Regions from separate parts of the Homo sapiens genome. Here region 1 is linked to region 2. Evidence: chromatin loops called from intact Hi-C (ENCODE). Cell type or tissue: PC-3. All regions are shown on one strand. Each heading gives the region's core, and the rest is flanking DNA. Links, peaks and the distances in the headings are about the cores only.

Evidence for each region. Peaks named below come from ENCODE experiments on the same cell type or tissue, not always from the same donor. Only the 100,000 strongest peaks of a DNase experiment are listed, where the experiment ranks them.
Region 1: it touches region 2 in a loop (5-fold over the local background); 5 of 110 quality-filtered maps call a loop at or near these places.

Annotation. Positions count from the first base shown.
Region 1 is chrX:7,582,335-7,590,674 of GRCh38, reverse strand. No RefSeq gene overlaps it. Among named protein-coding and RNA genes, the nearest start is that of VCX, 260 kb to the left of the region's middle. In PC-3, for the core only: a CTCF peak has its summit at 4,360; no DNase peak of the experiment used is centred there.
Region 2 is chrX:7,187,071-7,195,410 of GRCh38, reverse strand. It overlaps STS (steroid sulfatase), which reads right to left. Exons shown (of 11, transcript NM_001320752.2): 2 at 4,403-4,531. Among named protein-coding and RNA genes, the nearest start is that of PUDP, 43 kb to the right of the region's middle. In PC-3, for the core only: a CTCF peak has its summit at 3,402 (motif pointing left); no DNase peak of the experiment used is centred there.

The DNA of each region.
Region 1 (8,340 bases), core at 233-8,232, 400 kb before region 2:
AAAGAACTAGAAAAGCAAGAGCAAACTCATTCAAAAGCTAGCAGAAGGCAAGAAATAACTAAAAACAGAGCAGAACTGAAGGAAATAGAGACACAAAAAACCCTTCAAAAAATTAATGAATCCAGGAGCTGGTTTTTTGAAAGGATCAACAAAATTGATAGACCGCTAGCAAGACTAATAAAGAAAAAAAGAGAGAAGAATCAAATAGACTCAATAAAAAATGACAAAGGGGATATCACCACCGATCCCACAGAAATACAAACTACCATCAGAGATTACTACAAACACCTCTACGCAAATAAACTAGAAAATCTAGAAGAAATGGATAAATTCCTCGACACATACACTCTCCCAAGACTAAACCAGGAAGAAGTTGAATCTCTGAATAGACCAATAACAGGAGCTGAAATTGTGGCAATAATCAATAGCTTACCAACCAAAAAGAGTCCAGGACCAGATGGATTCACAGCTGAATTCTACCAGAGGTACAAGGAGGAACTGGTACCATTCCTTCTGAAACTATTCCAATCAATAGAAAAAGAGGGAATCCTCCCTAACTCATTTTATGAGGCCAGCATCATCCTGATACCAAAGCCGGGCAGAGACACAACCAAAAAAGAGAATTTTAGACCAATATCCTTGATGAACATTGATGCAAAAATCCTCAATAAAATACTGGCAAACCAAATCCAGCAGCACATCAAAAAGCTTATCCACCATGATCAAGTGGGCTTCATCCCTGGGATGCAAGGCTGGTTCAATATACGCAAATCAATAAATGTAATCCAGCATATAAACAGAACCAAAGACAAAAACCACATGATTATCTCAGTAGATGCAGAAAAGGCCTTTGACAAAATTCAACAACCCTTCATGCTAAGAACTCTCAATAAATTAGGTATTGATGGGACGTATCTCAAAATAATAAGAGCTATCTATGACAAACCCACAGCCAATATCATACTGAATGGGCAAAAACTGGAATCATTCCCTTTGAAAACCAGCACAAGACAGGGATGCCCTCTCTCACCACTCCTATTCAACATAGTGTTGGAAGTTCTGGCCAGGGCAATTAGGCAGGAGAAGGAAATAAAGGGTATTCAATTAGGAAAAGAGGAAGTCAAATTGTCCCTGTTTGCAGACGACATGATTGTATATCTAGAAAACCCCATTGTCTCAGCCCAAAATCTCCTTAAGCTGATAAGCAACTTCAGCAAAGTCTCAGGATACAAAATCAATGTACAAAAATCACAAGCATTCTTATACACCAATAACAGACAAACAGAGAGCCAAATCATGAGTGAACTCCCATTCACAATTGCTTCAAAGAGAATAAAATACCTAGGAATCCACCTTACAAGGGATGTGAAGGACCTCTTCAAGGAGAACTACAAACCACTGCTCAAGGAAATAAAAGAGGATACAAACAAATGGAAGAACATTCCATGCTCATGGGTAGGAAGAATCAATATCGTGAAAATGGCCATACTGCCCAAGGTAATTGATAGATTCAATGCCATCCCCATCAAGCTACCAATGACTTTCTTCACAGAACTGGAAAAAACTACTTTAAAGTTCATATGGAACCAAAAAAGAGCCCGCATCGCCAAGTCAATCCTAAGCAAAAAGAACAAAGCTGGAGGCATCACACTACCTGACTTCAAACTATACTACAAGGCTACAGTAACCAAAACAGCATGGTACTGGTACCAAAACAGAGATATAGATCAATGGAACAGAACAGAGCCCTCAGAAATAACACCGTATATCTACAACTATCTGATCTTTGACAAACCTGAGAAAAACAAGCAATGGGGAAAGGATTCCCTATTTAATAAATGGTGCTGGGAAAACTGGCTAGCCGTATGTAGAAAGCTGAAACTGGATCCCTTCCTTTCACCTTATACAAAAATCAATTCAAGATGGTTTAAAGACTTAAATGGTAAACCTAAAACCATAAAAACCCTAGAAGAAAACCTAGGCATTACCATTCAGGACATAGGCATGGGCAAGGACTTCATGTCTAAAACACCAAAAGCGATGGCAACAAAAGCCAAAATTGACAAATGGGATCTAATTAAACTAAAGAGCTTCTGCACAGCAAAAGAAACTATCATCAGAGTGAACAGGCAACCCACAAAATGGGAGAAAATTTTCGCAACCTACTCATCTGACAAAGGGCTAATATCCAGAATCTACAATGAACTCAAACAAATTTACAAGAAAAAAACAAACAACCCCATCAAAAAGTGGGCAAAGGACATGAACAGACACTTCTCAAAAGAAGACATTTATGCAGCCAAAAAACACATGAAAAAATGCTCACCATCACTGGCCATTAGAGAAATGCAAATCAAAACCACAATGAGATACCATCTCACACCAGTTAGAATGGCAATCATTACAAAGTCAGGAAACAACAGGTGCTGGAGAGGATGTGGAGAAATAGGAACACTTTTACACTGTTGGCGGGACTGTAAACTAGTTCAACCATTGTGGAAGTCAGTGTGGCGATTCCTCAGGGATCCAGAACTAGAAATACCATTTGACCCAGCCATCCCATTACTGGGTATATACCCAAAGGACTATAAATCATGCTGGTATAAAGACACATGCACACGTATGTTTATTGCGGCACTATTCACAATAGCAAAGACTTGGAACCAACCCAAATGTCCAACAATGATAGACTGGATTAATAAAATGTGGCACATATACACCATTGAATACTATGCAACCATAAAAAATGATGAGTTCATGTCCTTTGTAGGGACATGGATGAAATTGGAAATCATCATTCTCAGTAAACTATCGCAAGAACAAAAAACCAAACACCGCATATTCTCACTCATAGGTGGGAATTGAACAATGAGAACACATGGACACAGGAAGGGGAACATCACACTCTGGGGACTGTTGTGGGGTGGGGCGGGGGGGGGAGGGATAGCATTGGGAGATATACCTAATGCTAGATGACGAGTTAGTGGGTGCAGCGCACCAGCATGGCACATGTATACATATGTAACTAACCTGCACATTGTGCACATGTACCCTAAAACTTAAAGTATAAATAATTAAAAAAAAAAAAAAAAAGAAAATCAGCCACTCATAATGCATGCTCCAAGACTGCATAAGGAAAGATGAAACACAAGCAAGCATTGGTCTTTTAAGTGCAATACGAGAGCCAGGAGCTGAGGCAGCATGGCCAAGATCATAGGCTCTTACTATGACAACATGTAATTCAGAGGCCCCCTGTGAAGGGAGATGTCATAGGCAACTGCTGGAAATTTAATTGGTGTCTGGGACTTTATGAGTGACAGCTCCTTATTTGTGTTACCCAGAGAAGAGGAGGAAAAACACACTAACCAGCATCCTTTCAAAAGCAAGTCTCAAAGACCCAACTGCAGCTTACATGCAAACAGCATTTTTTAGAGGTGACACCAGACATTGACACCACACATGTTAGAAACAAACCCAGGCTGGGCGTGGTGGCTCATGCCCGTAATCCCAGCACTTTGGGAGGCCAAGGTGGGTGGATTACCTGGGTCAGGAGTTTGAGACCAGCCTGGCCAACATGGTGAAACCCCGTCTCTACTAAAAATACAAAAATCAGACGGGTGTGGTGGTAGGCACCTGTAATCCCAGCTATTTGAGAGGCTGAGGCATGAGAATCGCTTGAACCCGGGAGGGGGAGGTTGCAGTGAGCCGAGATAGCACCACTGCACTCCCGCCTGGGTGACACAGTGAGATTCTATCTCAAAAAAAAAAAAAAAAAAAAAAAGGAAAGAAAAGAAAAGAAAGAAACAAACTCAGGCTTAAGGCTGAGTGGCAAAAACAGCTGCTTGTATTGCTATTGTGCACTCAAGCCTCTTGCCTCAATGAAACTTGAGTGTTTTCATTTAGAACTTTTGAATTACAGTTTCTGGCCTTATGGCATGTTTCATCTGGGCCACTTCCAAATGGACCCTCTGGCATGGTTATATCCAACGATAGAGAGATGTTCAGTTTAAAAATAATTACCTAAATCATCTCTGCCACTTTGATTTAGTTTGAGGGGTGGCTGATTTTGTTTTCTTGCTCACTGTGAAAATTTTACTCATGGTAACATTACTTTGACTTTTAAATTGAACTTATAGACAACAAAATGCAAATTTAGAGTATATAGTTTTGGGGTTTTGTTTCTGACACCTGTGTTGAATCAAATTTGACAATGTAACTTTTCCTGAGTTGAACCAACCACAAAAATTTAGTGTTTGCTTGAGATAAGAGAACAGAAGAACTGAATGTATTGGGAATCTTCTGAATCTAGTTGGAGAACATTGTACTGTCAGTAGTTTCCATACTCACCCACTAGGAGGAAGACTCGAGCATGTTATGCAGCCAGATCTGTGAAACAACTTCTTGTCTTCATTCAGCTTGGCTTAATGACTTCATCTTGAGATGTTTCCTAATTTCTTAAAAATAGTTTCTTACAGGGAACAAAAAGAAAAATAGGTAATTTAAACTACTTCAAACGTAAAAACATCTGTGCAGCAAATAATATAATTAACACAGTGAAAAAGCAACCTATGGAACAGGAGAAAAGAATTGCAAATCAGATATCTGATAAGGGGTTACTCTCCAGGATACCAAACAAACAAACAAACAAACAAACAAACAAACAAAAACTCTTGCAATTTAACCACAGCAACAACAAAATATTCTGATTTTAAAACGCACAAAGGCCTGGAATAGACATTTCTCCAAAGATGACATGAAAATGGCCAACAAGCTTAGGGGAAGATACTCAACATCACCAGTCATTAGGGAAATCCAAATCAAGACCACAATGAGATATCATCTCATACCCATAAGAATGGCTACTGTTTAAACCAAACAAACAAACAACAGAAAATAAGTGTTGGGAAGGATGTGGAAATATTGGAACCCTTCTGCACAGTTGGTGGGAATGTAAAACCCTTCTGCACTGTTGGTGGGAATGGTGTAGTTGCTACTGTTTAATGGAGGTTCCTCCAAAAATTAAAAGTTGAATTATCATATGATCCAGCAATTCCATATCTGAGCGTGTGTTCAAAAGAACTGAAATCAGAGTCCTGAAAAAGTATCAGTGTTCCCATGTTCATAGCAGCATTGTTCACAATAGTCAGGAAGTGGAAACAACTCAAGTATTCATTGACAGATGAATGGATAAAGAAAATATAATGTATACACACAAAGAAATATTATTCATACTTAAAAAGGAAGAAAATTCTGACACATGCTACTACATGGATGAACCTTGAGGACATTATGCTAAATGAAATGAACCAGTCACAAAAAGACAACTACATCATGATTCAATTTACATAAGATATCTAGAGTCATCAAATTCATAAAAACAGAAAATAGAATGGTAGTGTCCAGGGGTTGGGAAAAGAGATTGGATAATTATTGCTTTGGGTAAAGAATTTCAGTTTTGTAACATAAAAAAGTTGTAGAGATTGGTTGCACAATAATATGTCTACACTTAACACTACTGAACTGTTAAGATGGAAAATTTTACATGTATTTTACCACAATTAAAACTGTTTAAATTTAAAAATAGTTTCAACCTAGCACAGTGGCTTATCCCTGCTATCTCAGTACTTTGTGAGGCTGAGGCAGGAGGATTGCTTGAGGCCAAGAGTTCGAGACCAACCTGGACAAGATGGCAAGATCCCTGACTCTATAAAAATTTTAAAAATTAGCAAAGTGTGGTGGCACATGCCTGTGATCCCAGCTACTCAGGAGGCTATGGTGGGAGGATCCCTTGAGCTTGGGAAGTCGAGGCTGCAGTGAGCTGTGATCATGCCACTATACTCCAGCCTGGGTAACAGAGCAAGACCCTGTCTCAAAAAAAGAAAAAAAAAATCGAACATCAAGAGATTTGCCCTTTTTTCCCCTTTCAATCAAAAACTTCTAAGCCACGTGTAGAATGCCATGTGTATCTACCTAAAACTAAATTGGGCCACTTTAATCAAACATAATGATTGAACAGTTCAAAAAACTGCCGAATTTTTGGAAAGATTTTCAAGCCAGACAGAAATGTTGGGATTTGATGTTACATTCCTAAAGCTACCTTTATCATTCCTTCTTTTGAACATCATGCGTAGACTTCTTGTAATGTTTAGCTTCAAAATACCAAAGTGCCATTTATAAACTGTGGATGTTAGCCCACAAGCCTTCAGTTAAAATAAGCATTAAAGTTTTATGTTTTCTAAGCTTTTTTAATTGATGATACAAATGAATGGGGGAGGGGTGGTGGTGAAGTGTGTGTTATCTGTCTGATGCTTAAATAAATATTTCAGTTTCAGAAAGCTAACATTTTTAAAGAGGCCTTGTAAAATAACATTATTTGGTGTCATCAACAAACACTGGTCAATCAATCTTGGGTATCTTGGTAGCTACCAATAAACAAACAAAAAAAGACATCCTATTTTTTGTCTTCATACACATATACAAAATTAACCCTGGGAAATAAAATAACAAGAAATTCCACATGCTTATGTCAGAATGTGTAAGTGTCATAGCACAAAATATAAATGCTATCATATCTAACCCAGTACCTCTTTTCTAAGAGGTGGATCCAGGAAGAGCTTACTGGAGTGTCCAGGACCCCAAACATGTGGTGGAGCAAGAATCTTGGGGCTAAAAAACAAGCTGGCAAGGCAAAGGTCACTAAGTGTGCAGGTGAGACACACAGACACTGGAACCAACTGATGTTGCCAGGTTAAGTGCCGTTGCTGGAGTGAAGGAGACAGCAATAGCAACCTTACAAGATGTAGTAAGTTCTTTCTCACCTCTTCCTGTCCGCCAATATCTTCTAGGTCCCCCTATTGGTAGCACTAAATATAGAGTCAACTGACAAAGGAGAAAGACATTTGCCCCATCATCACCGTGGAGAATATAGATGGTGGATTTGGAACTGAGAGATAAATGCTTAATAACTAGCACAGGAACCCTCTTGAATTTTTTACAATCCATTCTCAATGGGTATTATACGCTCTGCACACCACAAAAGAATGATTCCTTGCTGACTGGCATACAGAAGTGCCTAGCTTTGGTTTATCCTGAAAGTCCAAAGAATAAACCTCTGCACTGAGAAACAGCAAAGTAGGAATCTGTGAAACTCTTGCCTGAGTTTCCTGCCTGTCATCTTATCCTATGGAATTCAGACGTGCCAGACCCCCAATTACATGAATCAAGTCATTAAAGTAAATTTTTCTCTTTCTCACTCTTTTTCAATAGATTAGATAGATAGATAGATGATAGATAGATAGATAGATAGATAGATAGATAGATAGATACAGTGAGTGAGCTATCATTTGAATGCTTGTGTTCCTTCAAAATTTATGTTGAAACAACACTATTCCAATGCAATAGTATTAAGAGGTGGGGTATTTAGAAGGTGATTAGGTCATGAGCACTTATGAGGGATTAAAGGCTTTATAAAAGAGACTTCACACAGCATTTGACACTATTGCCCTTGCATCCCTTCCACCATGTGAAGACACAGTGTTTGTCCCTTCCAGAGAGTGCAGCAATAGGAAGCCACTTTGGAAGCAAATAGCAGCCTTCACATAACACCAAACCTGCTAGCACCTTGATCTTGGACTTCCCAGCCTCCAGAAGTGTGAGAAAAAAATATATTGTTTATAATTATATATGGTATTCTGTAATAGCAGCACAAATGGACTAAGATATGTAGATTATATATGACAGATAGATAGATAGATAGATAGATAGATAGATAGATAGATAGATAGAGTTCTTTGGCATATCCTATTGTTTGAAGAACCCCAATTAATACAGTTCTTTACCTGTGCAGGAAATCAATGGTCAGGAAGCAGAAACCTGAGCTGCAGAGACAATAGTGGCAACATCTTATGTCATACTCTCCCTGGGAGAGATAATGCTGCTTTTTCTCCCTGATGATTATTTTTGCTTGGTAAGGATTGAGCAGAAAAATTATTTCTCAATGTTGCTTGAATCCAGTGATCCCACAGAACTGGAATCATCTCAGTTTCCTTCTTTCCATCATTGCCATTGCCCTTTAAATATTGAGGGAGTGTTCTATCTGGTTATCGATGATGTGTCCTGCTGCATAATTCATTCTGGAGACTGGTGACACTGTGGCCACTTCCCTTCTCGAGATACCTAAGCCTGGAGAAGTGTAAACATACATGTGAGGACTCCCCATCAGACTTTGCAAATCCTTTCCCAAGCGAGACTCATAAATAAACATAAGCAGTAGCCAAAATGTGGTTAGCCAGCAGGGAAGTGCTCACGAATAATAGCTTTATTGTGGAGTGCAGCAGACCA
Region 2 (8,340 bases), core at 184-8,183:
CCTGATTCTGCAAACCATGCAGAGACAAACACAGAATGGGAAGTGTGAAATCCACTACTATGTCTATAAATCCTGAGACAACTCTAGAGATTGTATTCAGTAGTCATTATGTTGTCACGTGAACCCTGTCTTGGGTAAAAGAGTAGAAGTTGAGAAGTTTGGAGGGTGGTACAGGTATTACCAAAGACAAGTTCTAAATGCACTTCTTGACAAAAATCTCCCACGTGCTGAATACTACATAAAGAAGCAACATGGAAAAGAAACATTGCGGCCTCCACACTTATTTTATAAATATAGTCATGTACTACATAACGATGTTTCGGGTAACGATGAATCATATATACAATGGTAGTCCTATAAGATTATAATTCCATATTTTTTACAGTACCTTCTATGTTTAGACATGTTTAGATACACAAATAATTACCATTGTGTTACAACCGCCTGCAGTATTCAGTACGGTCACTTGCTGTCCAGGTTTTTAGTGTAGGAGCAATAGGCCATACCATACAGTCTGCGTGTATAGTAGGTTTGTGTGAGTATACTCTATTATGTTCACGCGGTGACTAAATCACCCATCAGAGCATTTCTCAGAACGTATCCCTGTCATCCAGCGATGCGTGACTGTATCACGTAACAAAGCAATAGGAATTTGAAAAACGCCTATGCAAAAATTGTAACAGTGAGAGAAATCTAACATAACTGGTTCCATCTTGCTTCTAATGTCACAAGCTAACTTCCCTTGTTCATTTCTGGGTAGGCCAGGTCAACTACGGGAGGATTTTAGTTTACAGTTTAACATTAAAGCAAGGATGACAACAGTCCCTTCCCAAAACTACCCCTCCTTGTTCGGGGACCAAAACCACCTTTGTAAAACTAATGAACGGCCCCAAGGTTAGACTTGTGGGAGGGACCTGCATTCTGCTAAGACCTATACATAGTTGCATGATAACTAGCCATTGCTTCGTAACCTGCTTACTGCTCAGGAGTCATGTAGCTGGTGGTCACAAGATGTGCAACTTCCCTGATTGCCCCTATAGATAACATCACTATTGTAAAACCTAAGACTGGTATGTAAAATATTTTTCAGATTTTGCATTCTGGTGGAACAAGTGACGTCACTGGACCAGTGACCCCCATGCAGGAACTGACTCGGCACACAACGACAGTTTTGATAACTCTGTGATTTCTTTGCTGATGGTGCCAATCAGCCTTTCCCATTCTCTAGCCTCTTGCCCGCCAAACTGTCCTTAAAAATCCCAGCCTCCACACGAGGTCAGGAGTTCGAGACCAGCCTGGCCAATATGGTGAAACCCCATCTCCACTAAAAATACAAAAATTAGCCGGGCGTGGTGGCGCTTGCCTGTAGTCCCAGCTACTCAGGAGGCTGAGGCAGAAGAATCACTTGGACCCGGGAGGTGGAGGTTGCAGTGAGCTGAGATTGTGCCACTGCACTTCCAGCCTGGACGACAGAGTGAGAGTCTGTCTCAAAAAAAATAATAATAATATTTTCCTATTACTAAACCTTTTCCTTGGAGGAGAACAAATCAGGAAAACTACAGACAATATAAGTGTTCTCCTGACAATCCCCAAAGTCTTCATCCATTTATGGGAGGGAGAGAGTTTAATACTCTGTATGTAAGAACCCTGAATTCTGAATTGTGAAGCACATTAAAATACCTCTATGAGGATGGCTTTATGCTAGTAAGATAGAATGGACACTGTTACTAGATATTTAGAACAAATATTTTAACCCCCACTGCAACACTCCCACTTTATCTGAGAACATTAGGAAAGGATAATGAATGCTGTATTCGTTTATCATGAATTAATCATGAACCCTTTCAGCTGCATATTTTTAATTAGCTACTGCATCTGTCATTTTTTTCAGAGCCCTTCTAGCTGGATCTAGGGAATGTCAATCTCTCCCGTAGACTAAAATGACCGAAAAAAAAAAAAGGTACTTAAAGCATTTCCCTGCAAAATGTACAGTTTCCAAAGAAATTAAATAAACAACAACAACAACAACAACAAAAAACCCTACTTAGCTGGTGCTAAAGACTTTGAAAGCGAGGTCAGAAATTCATGCCAGCCCGTGTATTATCAATAACTTTAGAAAATAAATTATTCTTGAAAATGCCCAAAAAGTTTGTTTCTGAAACAGAAAAAGGAACACACAATCCTTTTAAAGAACAAATTACAGAAATCACAATGGAAAATGAATCTGTTAAGCTGCTAAGTGTTAGGAATGAATATAAGCTGAGGCTTTAAGCCTCCACGGATGTTGCTTTCAGACGGAGAATCCTCTGTTATGGGGTTTAAATTTAATAGAAAGAAAAATCCTAAAAGGTCATTGTCCTTTTGTTCTCTTTAATTCTTATTCTGACTCATATCCCTCAAAGTAAAAGACCATTGACTATTCTAGGAAGAAAGAGAAGATTAAGTTAAAGCCTCTTGTTGCAGTGAGCAGGGTTTGTCGCCCTCAGCACGACATTTCGGATTTGTGAGGAACTGTGGGTGCACCGTGGGATGGTTAGCGGCACGCCTGGCCTCCACCCACTACATGCACCCCACTCCAAAGTTCTGACGACCAAAAATGTCTCCAAACTTTACCAAATTCTCTCTGAAGGGCAAAGTCTACCCTGACACATAACTACTACCATCCGTAACCCCCGAAGCTGCCTTCTGAAAATCATTAAATCACCCTGCAAGCCCGCTTTCAGCTCCCATCTCCCTGGCTGGCAGGATCATCCAGGTCTTCACCACATTTTTCCCAAAACAGAGGTCATCTTTTACGTTTCATAAGCACCCTATGAAACTGCCGTTCATCTATTTTTTTTTTTTTTTGAGATGGAGTCTTGCTCTGTAGCCCAGGCTGGAGTGCAGTGGCACAATCTCAGCTCACTGCAACCTCTGCCCCCGGGGTTCAAGCGATTATCCTGCCTCAGCCTCCCAAGTAGCTGGTACTACAGGTGCATGGCACAATGCCGGGCTAATCTTTGTATTTTTAGTAGAAATGGGGTTTTACCATGTTGGCCAGGCTGGTCCCAAACTCCTGACCTCAGGCGATCTGCCCGCCTCGGCCTCCCAAAGTGCCGCGATTACAGGCCTGAGCCACCGGGCCCAGCATCTTTAAGTCGCTTTTTACAAAGGAGGAAACTAAGGCAGGAAGAGGTGAAACGTTCTCCTGGGAACACACTGCCAGCATGGGGTGGGATGGAATCCCCAGCCCCAGGGTCTCTGACTTTGGGAGTCTCTTCACACTTATTTGAACCAAATATCTCCTCCAAAAGTATCTTCCTGCCCATTTCTTTGAGCCAGCTGCTATGGGGGACCATAAATGCTCTGAATGGCCAAATATTGTGCCCCCTGGTGTTCTGATAGCATAGTGCCATAGTGGTCCAGACATGTCCAAGAACAGGTGTAAAATAACAGGGATTCTTCCCTGCAGGGGCTTTTAAAACTATGTTTCCCTCATCCACCCTAAAGACTTGCACCATGCACACTCACCTCCCATCAGCGAAAAGAGCTCTTCCTGCAGGCAGGGACCATGCTCTGCCCCTCAGCCCTCACTTCCACCAGGGGGAGGAGCTCTTCCTGCAGGGAGGGACCTGGGTATGCCCTCACCTCCATCAGGGGAAAGAGCTCCTCCTGCAGGGATGAACCTGGGTATGCCCTCAACCTTCAACTCCACCAGGGGAAAAAGCACTTCCTGCGGGGAGAGACCTGGTTATGCCCTCAGACCCCACCTCCACCAGGGGGAAGAGCTCTTCCTGCAGGGAGGGACCTGGATATACCCTCAACCTTCAACTCCACCAGGGAAAGGAGCTCTTCCTGCAGGGAGAGACCTGGGTATGACCTCAGCCCTCACCTCCACCAGGCGGAGGAGCTCTTCCTGAGAGGAGGGACCCCATTCTGTCCCTCAGGTATTGCTGCAGCTGATCAGCTGAGAACAGGTGTACTGTGAGCCTTCCCACTGTGCCATGTTTCTGTACCTTTGCTGATTCAACTAGAGTAGAGCCACCTCAAGGGTCCAGAGGATGCATTAAATCATTTGTAAGCCCCCATACCTATATTCCTCTAGACTTGCCACATAATAGGCCACTTGCTTATGCTCATCAGATTATGCACGCTGCCCCCATTGGCCCAGGACAGTCTTTCTCTATAAAAATATATTTGCCCCACAGATGCTCCCCTTTGACCTTTTGATGGAAAGTTCTTTCTGAATGAAAGATAGCTGCAATAGCACCATGTGTATGTCATCCCTGCAATAACAGAATGTCCTCAATACCATTATCAAGATCACTGCATACCACTATTTGACTTAGACAACATGGTCTGGGTGAGTCAAACACTTGAGTTTCAGGGCGAAGATACAAACATATGCACCTCTCATACTTACGCTATGAACAGCTGAAGACGATCTTGCGCCATTGTCCTCAGGAAGATCTTAACTTACTGAGATGACTGTGTGCAGGTTCAGCAACTGAGGGGCTCTTAGTAGAGTCAAACCAAGGGCATCGGGCTCTTCCTGTGAATTCATTCAAAAGATGAATAATCACACGCTGGGTAATCATATATTGACATACTTAAATGACATGTGCTCTTTTATTTATTTATTTATTATTAGTATTTTTTTTTTTGAGAGAGGGTCTCACTTTATTGCCCAGACAGCAGCATGATCATGGCTCACTGCAGCCTTGACCTCCCAGGCTCAAGTAATCCTCCCACCTCAGCCTCCCAAGTAGCTGGGACTACAGGTGTACCACCACAGCTGGCTAATTTTTGTAATTTTGGTAGAGACAGGTTCCCACTATGTTGTCCAGGCTGGTCTTAAACTCCTGGGCTAAACAGAGCCTCAGCCTGACAAAGTGTTGGGATTATAGGTGTGAGCCACTGTGCCCAGCCTCTTAAGCTCTTTCTTTACTGCAGCAGGGGTTCCCAACCCCTAGGCCTCTTAGGAATCACACTGCACAGCAGGAAGTAAACAACAGGTGAGCCAAGCTTCATCTGTATTTACAGCCATTCTCCATCACTCACATTACTGCCTGAGCGCCACCTCCTGTCAGATCAGCCATGGCATTAGATTCTGATAGGAGCACAAAACCTATTGTGAACTGCAAATGCGAGAGATCTAGGTTGCACACTCCTCATGAGAATCTAATGCCTGATGATCTGTCACTGTCTCCCATCACCTCCAGATGGGACCATCTAGTTGCAGGAGAACAAGCTCAGGGCTCCCAATGATTCCACATTATGGTGAGTTGTATAATTACTTCATTATATATTACAATGTAATAATAATAGAAATAAAGTACACAATAAATGTGACACACTTGAATCATCCCAAAACCATCCCCCTCCCTGTCCATGCAAAAACTGTCTTCCACAAAAATGGTCCCTCATGCCAAAAAGGTTGGGGACTGCTGGTCTAGAGGATTTCTCTCCCCACTTTTCTTCTTCCCACTCTCTGCCTAACTCCTACCCATCCTCACCTCTTGGCTTACACCACTGCCACAAGGAAGCCCTCCTTCATTACCCTGTATGAAGCAGGCTCCCCCACTGTTGACTATTATAGCACCTCTTTTCCCCCAGATAGCAATTATTACTACTTGTATAATAGATTCATTTATTTCCTGATTTATTCATGTGACAGCTGTCCTTTCCACAGCTCTAAGGATCAAGAAGGCAGAGACCACATCTCATTTGTTCACCACAGCAAACACTCAATAGATGTTTTCTGAATAGGGCTGGGTTTGCACAAACAATGGCCCACAAGAAAAATCTGTCCTGACACCTGTTTTCATAGAATGTTTACATGTTTAAATGGTTGAAAAAAGGATATTATTTTGGGATATGTGAAAAGTACGTAAGACTCAAATTTCGGTGTCTGTAATACAAAGTGTATCAGAACACAGCTGCCTCCACTCCCTTAATGCTTTTGTGCTACAATATCAGAGTTGAGTAGTTGTGATAGATACTATTTGTCCCTCAAAGCTGGAAATATTTATTTACTATCTAACCCTTTACAGAAACAGTTTTTTGACCTCTGATACAAAGTCCTAGAAATGAATAGAAAATGGGTCTCAAAAGAAAGCCAAGAAGATAGCTTTGAACCTATTGAAGACTTTTCTTTTAACTTGTTGACATTTAGACCAAAAATCTAGTATATGTCTTGAACTATTTATTAATATATAAATCTATTGTTTATGCTTTGAAATATGAAGCATAATCCCACTTGGTAAAAAAAAATATTCACAAGAGAATATCACATCAGAGAAAAATTACCATTCCATATAGATTTTTATAAATGTGGATTTTGCTTTATTAAAGTTAGGCTTCTAGCAACAATTTCTGAGGTTCAATCAGAATCTCAGAAATGTTATTTTTTCCCCCCAGAGATGGCATTTGAAACTGTAATCAATCTTCCAGCATGGCTTTTCATGTTAGATTCTTGTTGAAATGGAATAGTGTGCTGTCAACATTGATCCTTAACCTCCCACTGCAGGAATGACAAAACCACTGGGCAGGGTCTCCCCTTCTGCTCATTCACCATGACATCATCAGGCAAGACTAAGATTGCATGGATGTGGGTTTGAACAATTGGGCGTCTCTCCTTGCGAGATAAGAAAGGTCATTATTTTCCTTTTTTTGTCCCCACCTTTTATTTACAGAAAATAGATTTTAAGGTATCAGCATGGAAGCTCTTTGACCCACACTTGATACTCAGTGCTTACCAACCCCCCAGTGAGAAATGAAGACAAAGAACATATCTGAAGGGATTAAGTCACAATGCTTATCACAGTGGTACTGCCACGAAGAGCCTATACTTACAGAATGAAACAGCACAATGGAAAATCTAAAGGCCCACGTTCCGAGGACATTTTTCAAATTAGTATGAGATGGGTTCTCACCCAGGAGTAATTTTACCCCACCAGGAACAGAAGGTGATATGTAGAAACAGGTTTGGTTGTTGCAATTTGGGGGACAGTAATGGTATCCAGTAGGCAGAGGGCAGGAATTCTGGTAAATATCTTACAATGCACAAGGCAGCCCCCAAGACAAAGAACTATCCAGCCCAGTGCCCGCCCTCAATCAACAAAGCATGGTCTTCTCCCAAGTGTCAACAGTGCCAAGGTTTAGGAATGCTGTGCTAGATCACTCATCCAATGCTCATTAAAGTGGGTGTGGCTACAAGCACAGGCAAATAGGTTTTAGGGGTGAAGGGGAATGGTACCCAGCTGACTCAAACAATCGCACCTAGTAACTATGGTGATTCCTCTGTTACTATCACAAGTTATATGAAAATAAGTCTCTTCTGATAAAATATATAATCCAAACTGTAGTCACAGAGCAAGAAGATTGGTTAAGCCTGTTTTATTATGAGGAACCTACATTCTGATTTGTGTGTTCAAAGATAATAAGTATGCATCTTTATCCCCTTGAGTCTCTGTTTATCTATAATCCTCACAACTGCCATTTGCTTGGCCATTTTTCTCATTTGCATGCCCCCTCCAAATGAAATTCCAGTTGTACAAGTCTGAAAATGATAATGATCTAAGAATGCCATTGGGGTTTGCCATCCGTTGTCCATAATTCTGAGACACAAAAAGCCCTGAAAACCAAATGATTTTTGTAATGCCCATTTTGTTGTATTGAGCATCAAAACCCAGACTGAACCAACTTGAGGCATCAGTCTTGTCTCAGCCTACCAGCTTCTGCTGTTCATTAGTATTGTGTTACTTTGTTGTGACTTCAGGTTTAATGGCACGGGTTTAATTTTGACTGTGAAAATGTCAAAAAGAGTTAAAGGCATCCTATGTTCAACAGTGAGAAGAAGAAGAGAATGCATTTCTCCTTAGCCATAGCCCAGGCCGTGTAGTTATTAAAGAAGACTGACTGTAGTATACAAAGTGGAAAGGTTAGTTGTTGAAATTTGACTGATTGATTTGCCATAGGGTGAACCACATCCCAGTGTGTCTAGGACTGATGAGGTCCAGTTTTCAAACTGGGACAGTCTCAGGCAAGCTAGGATGAGTCATTTATCCTACTTTCTCGTGAAAGCTTCCAGAACATTCCATGTAGAAGTAAGCACTGAAAACCACTGTGAATATTCTAGAGATTGATTGAAGGAATTTACAAGGGTAAATGGTAATCCAGGGTGAAAAAGTGTATTTTGAAGAGGAAGACATAGAGTATGGTGCCGAGAATTTGCACAGAGAACGTCCTTTGTGGGTGCTGTGGTAGCAACTTAGATGTCAAGGGAAGACCCAAGTCTTCCTCCCCCAGCTGCTGCTGATAGTTTTGATGGCTGACACACTTAGCAAAGTCTGTCTCTGG